Linked DNA regions of Homo sapiens: region 2 is linked to region 1. The links are chromatin contacts, found by Hi-C or POLR2A ChIA-PET in ENCODE. All regions are on one chromosome and are shown on one strand. Each heading gives the region's core, a stretch centred on a gene start or an enhancer-like site at or near the end of the contact. The rest is flanking DNA. Distances are from core to core; before and after follow the strand shown. Region 1 overlaps LIFR-AS1 (LIFR antisense RNA 1). Region 2 overlaps LIFR-AS1 (LIFR antisense RNA 1).

The links. A loop is a pair of places that touch in the nucleus more often than their neighbours do. ChIA-PET counts read pairs that join two places held with the same protein, here RNA polymerase II (POLR2A). Pooled maps may share reads with other maps.
Region 2: a map of heart right ventricle shows a loop between it and region 1 (2.5-fold over the local background). The contact joins two enhancer-like sites. A Hi-C loop is called at or near these places in 17 of 168 maps with a recorded cell type or tissue (Caco-2, Calu3, PC-9 and 10 more) and 7 of 50 pooled maps. POLR2A ChIA-PET finds 5 or more read pairs at or near these places in 7 of 52 experiments (A549, BJ, Caco-2 and 4 more).

The regions. Positions count from the first base shown.
Region 1 is chr5:38,599,519-38,603,652 of GRCh38, forward strand. The region is part of intron 2 of LIFR-AS1 (LIFR antisense RNA 1); the gene reads left to right. It also overlaps a transcript of LIFR not described here. Among named protein-coding and RNA genes, the nearest start is that of MIR3650, 44 kb to the left of the region's middle. Within about 2 kb of position 2,398, at least 7 of the 41 ENCODE cell types and tissues checked have a DNase peak (open chromatin) inside an H3K27ac peak, as active enhancers do; they include gastrocnemius medialis, heart right ventricle and psoas muscle, where a contact is called at or near this core.
Region 2 is chr5:38,658,822-38,662,955 of GRCh38, forward strand. All of the region lies in intron 8 of LIFR-AS1 (LIFR antisense RNA 1), which reads left to right. Among named protein-coding and RNA genes, the nearest start is that of LINC01265, 59 kb to the right of the region's middle. RefSeq lists an enhancer at 1,486-1,780. Within about 2 kb of position 1,695, at least 9 of the 41 ENCODE cell types and tissues checked have a DNase peak (open chromatin) inside an H3K27ac peak, as active enhancers do; they include gastrocnemius medialis, heart right ventricle and psoas muscle, where a contact is called at or near this core.

The DNA of each region.
Region 1 (4,134 bases), core at 1,148-3,647:
TACAGGTGGTCTTTGAAGCTGTGAGAGTGAATGAAATTAGAGAGGGATAAAAGTGTGGAGTGGAAACACGGCTGAGTATGGAAAGTGCCAAATAATCTCCCACTGTCTTGCATTTTCAGTTACTTTTTTAATCTATAGCTTATCTTCTCAATTAGTTTACAGACTCCTTGGTGTTGGGGACAGCTTTAGGTACTTTAAAAAATTTTAAAGATGCTTAAGAATTTAATTAACAAATTAATTAAACCTTTTCCCTCCATCATTAAACTTCTGGAAATAGCTGTAAACCAAAAATAAAATTCTAAACCTTCTGACCATGTGAATGGCCTCATCCTCTCAGTAAGGGCATTCCAAAGTTAACCTGAAAAACTAGTTCAGGCCATGATGGGAAGGGAGGGTCAGACATGCCTCATTGTACCTTCCTCCCTTTTAGAAATACTGATAGAACAGACTCTTTAAGTCTGATAAGAAACATTTTTACAATCTATTCTCTCTGAAGCTTGCTACCTGGGGGCTTCATCTGTATGATAAAACCTTGGTCTCCACAATCCCTTATCTTAACCCAGACATTCCTAAGTCTTTAGACAATAACTTAACTCTTTCAACCAATTGCCAATCAGAAAATCTTCTAATCTACCTATGACCTGGAAACCCCCTGCTTCCAGTTGTCCCACCTTTCCAGACTGAACCAGTGTACATCTTACATGTGTTTGATTGATGTTTCATGCTTCCCTAAAATGTATGAAACCAAGCTGTACCCCAAGCACCTTGGACACATATTCTCAGGATCTTCTGAGGGCTGTATCTTGGGCCATTGGTCACTCATATTTGGCTCAGAATAAATCTCTTCAAATACTCTACAGAGTTTGACTCTTTGTCACCACAGCTTTCCTTTTGTCTTTACTTCCTTTAGTTTTAACTATTTGGGTTCTGCCAGCATCACAGGACTGAAATGTCTCTTTGGCAAGTTGCCTATAACTTCTGCATTGCCAAATCTACTGGCCTGTTCTCAAGTCACCTTCCGCAATCTCTGTAGCAATCAGCACTACTAGTTCCTCTCATTCACTGAACAGTTGCCATCCCTGTCTTTCATATCACTGTGTTCTCTTGGTTCTTTCTCAGACTTCTTTGCTGAATATTACTTTCAGCCTCCCTTCCTGGCTCCTTTTCCTCTCTTGGTCCCCTAAAAGAAGATTATTGTTCAAATTTCTCCTTGTCCCTCTCCTCTATTTTTTCAGGTTCTACCTTGACAGTCTCATCCATGGTCTCAGCTGTGGCTTCTAGGATGATGACTCAAGCCCTGATGTCTTTCCTGATCATTTTGGGCCTGATTCTCTGGAACTGCGGGAGGAAGCTGAATGCTGGTCCACCTTTTAACAATGTGGCCAGCAGCCCTGGGTTGATACTGGAAGCAAACATTAGTCTGGTAAACTACACAAGGACAAAGGTAGAACAGGACACACAGGGGTAACACTGACCTTAGAGGGGTGTTATGGACTGAATATTTGTGTTCTGCTCAAAATTCGTATGTTGAAACATATGTCTATCTCATGATTTCGCTCCCCTCTAATGTAATGGTAGTAGAAAGTGGGGTCTTTGGAAGGTATTTAGGATTAGACGAGGTTACAAGATGGAGCCTTCATGCATGGGATTAGTGTCCTTAAAGAGAGTCCTGAGAGAGCTTGCTTCCTCTTTCTGCCACGTGAGGACACAGGGAGAATACTGCTGTCTATGAACCAGAAAATAAGCCCTCTCTAGACACCTTATCTGCTGACACCTTGATCTTGGCCTTCCCAGCCTCTAGAACTGTGAGAAATAAAATGTCTGTTGCTTAAGCCACCCAGTCTGTGGTGTCTGGTTATAGCAGCCTGAGCTGACTACAACAAGGGACAGTCAGCCAGGACACAAACTTGAAGGACTGGAGCAAAGATGGGAAGAGAAAGAGATGCCAGGTGCAGGTGGGTCTGCTGTCAGTTCAGGATTTCTCTCCTGGACCCTGAGTTCCCGCCATGGCATAGCTCTTACCTGGATTTGTGTACTACTTATAGGGTCACGAACAGTACATCTGTACTGATTTCCAGACCACATTTCCATGAGGCCTTGCCAGATCCTTCCACTGGGACCTCCTGGCTCCTTCCTCCAAGCTCACTTGACTTTTGTTCTCCAGGGTTCTGCACTTGGCTCACATCTTTGCGTTTCCTTTTTCACTTTGCTGGGTGATCTCATCCACTCCCATGGCTTGAGATACTATTTTTAGGCTGGCAACTCCCAAATATGTATCTCTAGCCTAAACTCCAGACCTGTAAGTCTACCTATAAATTAAATAAGAACCTAAAAATCAATATACCCCCAACTGAAGCTATTCTCTTCTCCCCAAGCTGACTCTGTTCTGTCTCCTGTGTTCTCACTGCTGGATAATAACACCAATGTCCATCCAAGCTAGAAACCACCGCATCATCCTTGACTCATCAACCTTTCTCCGTGTGTGAGTCAATTTGCCTCTTAATCATCTGTCAATTTATTCACACTTTTCCTTCTCCATTGCCAATTTCTTGGCGGCTCTTTATCATTTTTCACCTGGATATTCCAGTCGTTTATCAACCAGTCACTTGTGTCCAGTTTCACAACCTCCCAATCAGTCCTCCAATGCCATTATACAATTTTCTTTAGAGTAGGAAGCTGATGATGTTACTCCATAGTTCAGTGACTTCTCATTGTCTCCTACCAGATAAAATCTAGACACAATTCTTGACATATACTCCTCTTTCTCTATGTAGGCTTATTTACAGACATTTTCCTAGTAGTACTTCATACCTTTGGTACAAATAGTGTTAGTCTCCATAATTGACCATGCTGTTTCACAATTCCACACCCTTGCACATGTGTGCTCACTACCTGGAATGCCCCTTCCCTTTATTCTGGTGGATTAAGTCGTTCAAGCCCCAGTCCCTCCATCATCTTCTCTTTGAGGCCTTCTCTTTTCTTTTTTTTTTCTCCATCTCTTCTTCTTTTACATCCATTGTATATACCTGTTTTCCAGCATTAGCGGGCTAAATTCTAATTCCTTGTTTAGGTTTTTATCTTGCCGTCTAAATTCTGAGTTCTTCAAGGACAGGGGCCTTATCTCATGATTTCACTCCCCTCTGCAGCTAGCACAATGCTTCTAAAACTGTATTCCTTGGATTGCTAGTCTTATTGTTACAGGTAGTTAGACAGGCAAGAGTGGAGCAGGAAAAGGATCTTCTTCCCCCACCCACTAGGAATGTCAGATGATGGTTCGACAATTATCACACTGACTCTCTCAGGAAGAGACAAGCTCCTGCTGATCCACAGCTGTTAACATTACAGTGTTAATTGCATGCAGACACCTGGGAAAAACAACTTCCTGGGAATACGCATTAAAAGACAAAATGGAGTATGACCTTCCAGGGGCACACCACTGGAGAAGGGAAGAGAGCCTCAGACGTGCATGCTTACAACTTCCTAAACATACTGCGCACGCTTAATTCCCAAGGGTAAGGCAGGCACTGTGCACGCGGGCCGCCCACCCGAAGGAAAGAATCACCCTAAGGGAAAAGGGTACAAGATGGCAGCCTATAAAGTCCCAGGGTCAAGGTTAAACACTGCACTTGTTCTCCAAGGCACCCACTGGATCTCTTCCACGTGTTCTTTCCTTTCTTTCCTCTTCTAAAGCATTTTTAATAAACTTCCACTTCTACTTTGAAACTTGCCTTGGTCTCTTTTCTTGCCTTATGCCCCTCAGTTGAATTCTTTCTTCTGAAGAGGCAAGAATTGAGGTTGCTGTAGACCTGTACGGATTTGCCGCTGGTAACTGAGATACCTTCCACCAGTCACACTATGAGTTATTTTAAAAGGTATTCTTGAAATGAGAATCTGTGGTCAAATAAATTTTGGAAAAACTGCATATTCACATTACCTGTGAGCTCAGAGAAGTCTTTCAGCAGAAACCTGTTTAATCTGGTTTAACTCTGTCCCTTCCAAACCCAAGGTCAGGGAAAGACCCTTAAGCAGATCCTTACAACGTATGTGCAAGAAGCAAAGGTAGAGATGCGCCCAGACAAAGGGTGATGTGGGAAAACAGAGAAGGGGCTGCCCCAGGGTCCAGGGGTTCTGGAA
Region 2 (4,134 bases), core at 445-2,944, 59 kb after region 1:
CCAGGAGAGAAAAAAAGGCAACTAATTGACTGTTTTTCCCAGGGTCAGTCCAGACAATTTTACGAGTGTACATTCTTTTTCGGTTTCAATTTAGTGCCTCAAAAATGAGTTATTGTCCAGGTACTTTACTTTGTATCTCTAGAAAAGTGCTACACTTAAACCAAAACAAGTGGTTTATATTATAACCCTTTTTACTAATCTATTTTAAAATCTAAAGACATTCTTTTATTTTTACATGTATCATCATCACCTATGCCTCATCTACATATTAAGAATAGCTTATTTCTTAATACTTAATGCTTTCTATTTATTGCTAGGATTTTGGTGGAAGAGATTTTCCAACTCTTCATCCTCAAATAATACACATATAATAACAGTGGGTAACAGTGGAAAAATAAATGAGCACTAGGACTATTGATCGGGTTTTTTTTTTTTTTTTTTGAGACGGAGTCTTGTTCTGTTGCCCAGGCTGGAGTTGCAAGCTCTGCCTCCCGGGTTCACGCCATTCTCTTGCCTCAGCCTCCCAGGTGCCCGCCACCACGCCCGGCTAATTTTTTTGTATTTTTAGTAGAGACGGGGTTTCACCGTGTTAACCAGGATGGTCTCAATCTCCTGACCTCATGATCCACCTGCCTCGGCCTCCCAAAGTGCTGGGATTACAGGCATAAGCCATCGCGCCCGGCCCAATTGATCTGGTTTCTTAAAGAAATACTTGACAGGGAAGGAAAAGAATAGAAACAGACAGAAGAGGCCAGGAACAGTGGCTCACTCCTGTAATCCCAGCACTTTGGGAAGCCGAGGCAGGCAGATCATCTGAGGTCAGGAGTTCGAGACTAGCCTGGCCAACATAGTAAAACCCTGTCTCTACTAAAAATAAAAATTTAGCGGGCATGGTGGCATGCGCCTGTAGTCCCAGCTACTAGGGAGGCTGAGGCAGGAGAATCGCTTGAACCCGAGAAGCAGAGGTTGCCATGAGCCCAGATCGTGCCACTGCACTCCAATCTGGGCAACCCAGTGTGGGCGACAGAGGGGGGGAAAAAAAACAGACAGAAGATATATTACACGCAAATGTAATGAAAGGAGCCTGATGGGATTCTTGTTCAATCAAATCAATGGCAAGCTGACTTTTTTTTTAGGGGCATTTAGATACAAGTGTGTGGGAGATAATATTAACGATTTTTGTGAGTGGGAAATGGCATATGATTACACATGAAAATATCTACAATGCTTAGGTATGTCTACCAAGAAGTATGAGGCCAGATATGACTGAGGTCTGGGCTAAAACAGGAGCTAAAAATAAATTATTTAGGCAGTTAGGGTAAGAGAGTCTTCAGTAAGGTTTCCCTTTTAACAAAAAGCAGCCCCCAAATCATTTCTTTTCTAACAAAGAGCAGCCTGTAAAATCGAGCTGCAGGCATAGGTAAGCAAGCTAGAAGCTTGCACGGGTGAATGCCGGCAGCTGTGCCAATAGGAAAAGACTACCTGGGGGCCAGACATGTTCAACATGGAGGTTCCTTCTTCCGTTTTCCTTGTCAACCACGACTACAGTAAAGGAACAGGCAACATGGCGCAGGCAGCGTAGAGAACCTGTCTGCATAATAAAAGATCAGGGTGGGGTGGCCAGCTTCCTCATGTGCTATGTAAATGATACACCTGGTCCAACCAATGTTTGGGCCCTATGTAAATCAGACACCGCCTCCTCAAGCTCGTCTATAAAATCCCGGGCATTTCACTATGAAACCGGAACACCCGCCCAGGAGTCCCTCTCTCTCTCTCTCCTCCTGCCAGAGAGAGAGTTCTTTTCTCTTTCCTCTTGCCTATTAAGCCTCTGCCCTTAAACTCACTTCTTGTGTTTTGGAGCCCTCGATTTCTTTGGCGTGAGATGACGAACCTCGGTCATTTACCCCAGACAAGATGCCACTTCATTTCTACTTTTGTATATATTTGAATTTTTGCATAATTAAAAAAATTTAAAGGCTTTGTTAAACTACTAGTCACATTTTAAAAGGGGGATAGACAATCTTTATTTGTCAGATATTTTTAAATAAAGAAAAGGAAAAGGGGAGAGGATAAGTATGCGAGGTGTTAGATGTGTTAATTAGCTTGATTTAATACTTTGCAATGTATACATATATTAAAACATCACATCGTACACCATATATACAGTTTGTCAATTATATCTTAATAAAGCTGGAGGAAAATATGAAAAATTAAATTTAAAAAAGAGGAGAGGAGGAAATCAGTGATCACAGCAAAAAGGAAAGAATTGACCTGCAAATTAGAAGCCAGGTCGGGGAGGGGTGGAGCAGGGGGTGGGGGTGGGGTATGTGTATGGTACTGCCTCAGATCTATTTCCAGAATTGACCTAACCTGACTGAGTGACCTTGGAGAAAGTCCCTTACTCATTTTAAAGTGGGGGAAAATGCCTGGCTTCCCAGGTGTGTATGAGAGTTAATTGCCTTTTCTGCAGTCCCAGTGGATGGATGGGTGGAGTTATTCAAGGGCCTCCTATCCTCCTAAGTGTCTTTAGGAGACCTGATGGTTTTATTCCCTCTGAGCTGCCACTGGATCAGATGACAGGCGGGTGGGCAGCCTCCACATTCTGCTCCTGTCCCCAGTGAGGTTTACTTTCCAGGAGCCATTTAATCTCAGAAACACTGCCATCTTTCCAGCTTTTGAGGCTGGAAATCCATCTCTCTGTGTTGAAGCTCTTTATTCCTTGTGGTCCCACTCCCTGGAGCACTGCAGACAAGAACCTAGGTGACAAGAAAAAAATGGAATGACCCCAATTTAACAAGCTCCCCTCTACATTTACAGGGCAAACCGTGACTTTTCTCAAGGCCCACAAATTATAGGGAGGCAAAGGGTGGAAAAATCCAGGAAAAAAAAAAAAAAACAACCATACCACCCATACAAACATACCAGATGGAAGGAAAAGATGCCTATAATTCTCGTGGCTTTCAAAGGTATTTATTTAGTTCAGATATTTATGAAACAAACCCTAGAAATTCCAGGTATCTCTCCTAAACAAAAGAACCACGAATGTTTGCTTCTGGTCAGCATGAAAAATTGGTGAAAAACTAGATGTTAGACATAGGTTCATAAGGTAGATCTTTACAGCTCAGATACAGAGCACTGCAGGCACGTTTTCTTACCTAGTTGTCCAAGTCAGCATCAAACTCAGAGTCACCAATGACTCTGACAATGTTCAGGAGATGCTTTTCCTACTGATGTCAAGGGCAAGCTTCCTCCACAACAGCCATACACAAAAAAAGAAGTAAAGATAATTATTCAAATCATGGCACTGCTAAGATTTTCTAACTGATCTGAGCCCCCCAAAGAAATCCTGATTCGGACTATCTGGATTTTACAATGTTATCAGTCGTCAACAGACTTTGCCTTCCTTGAAAGTGCTTCCAATTGTTTCAGTGGCTAAAGGGACCTAAATCAACACTGGCTATAGCAAAGAAAACAAACCACTTATAAACTTTCCCATACCTGCCAAAACTGGAAAGCTATAAATAGGGGGTAGCAAACACTGTTCAAAAATATTTCTCAGGGAGCAAACAGGCGGAAAGGAGTGAATAATTTTCAAAGAAGTAAAGGATTTTTTTTTTTAAAGTTCATTTTGCAACTTGGAATTTCTGCGGCCACAAGGAAGTGAGGAAAACATAACTCAACCGTGATAATATGATTCCTAATGTTATAAGAAGCTAAAATGTTGTGTATGATTTAAGCAATTCCATTGCACACTATATTGATATAGTGTTTCATTATTCTTTGTTATTCCTCTTATTGCTTCTGGGAGAGGCAGGGCTTTTTCAGGATCATTAGCCCTTTCGTACCTTCCTGAAGATAGGCTCATTTTTCCCAAGAGAAAGTTCAGTTTGTCAAGGTTATTTAACATCTGAGCCAGAGCTGAGATTCAAATCCAAAGTTCCATTTCTGTATTCATTTGCACAATAATTTCTTTAATCATGGACTTTGTTATTAAAGCATTTAACTCTACTGTTAAGTGCTCACTGTTGTTCTAAGGAACAGAAAGAAATCTTTGGAGCTGAACAATCTTAAGTTTGAATCTTGTTTCTGCCCTTGCTCATGGTGTGACCTAGAACAAGGGCTTACACTCTCCCT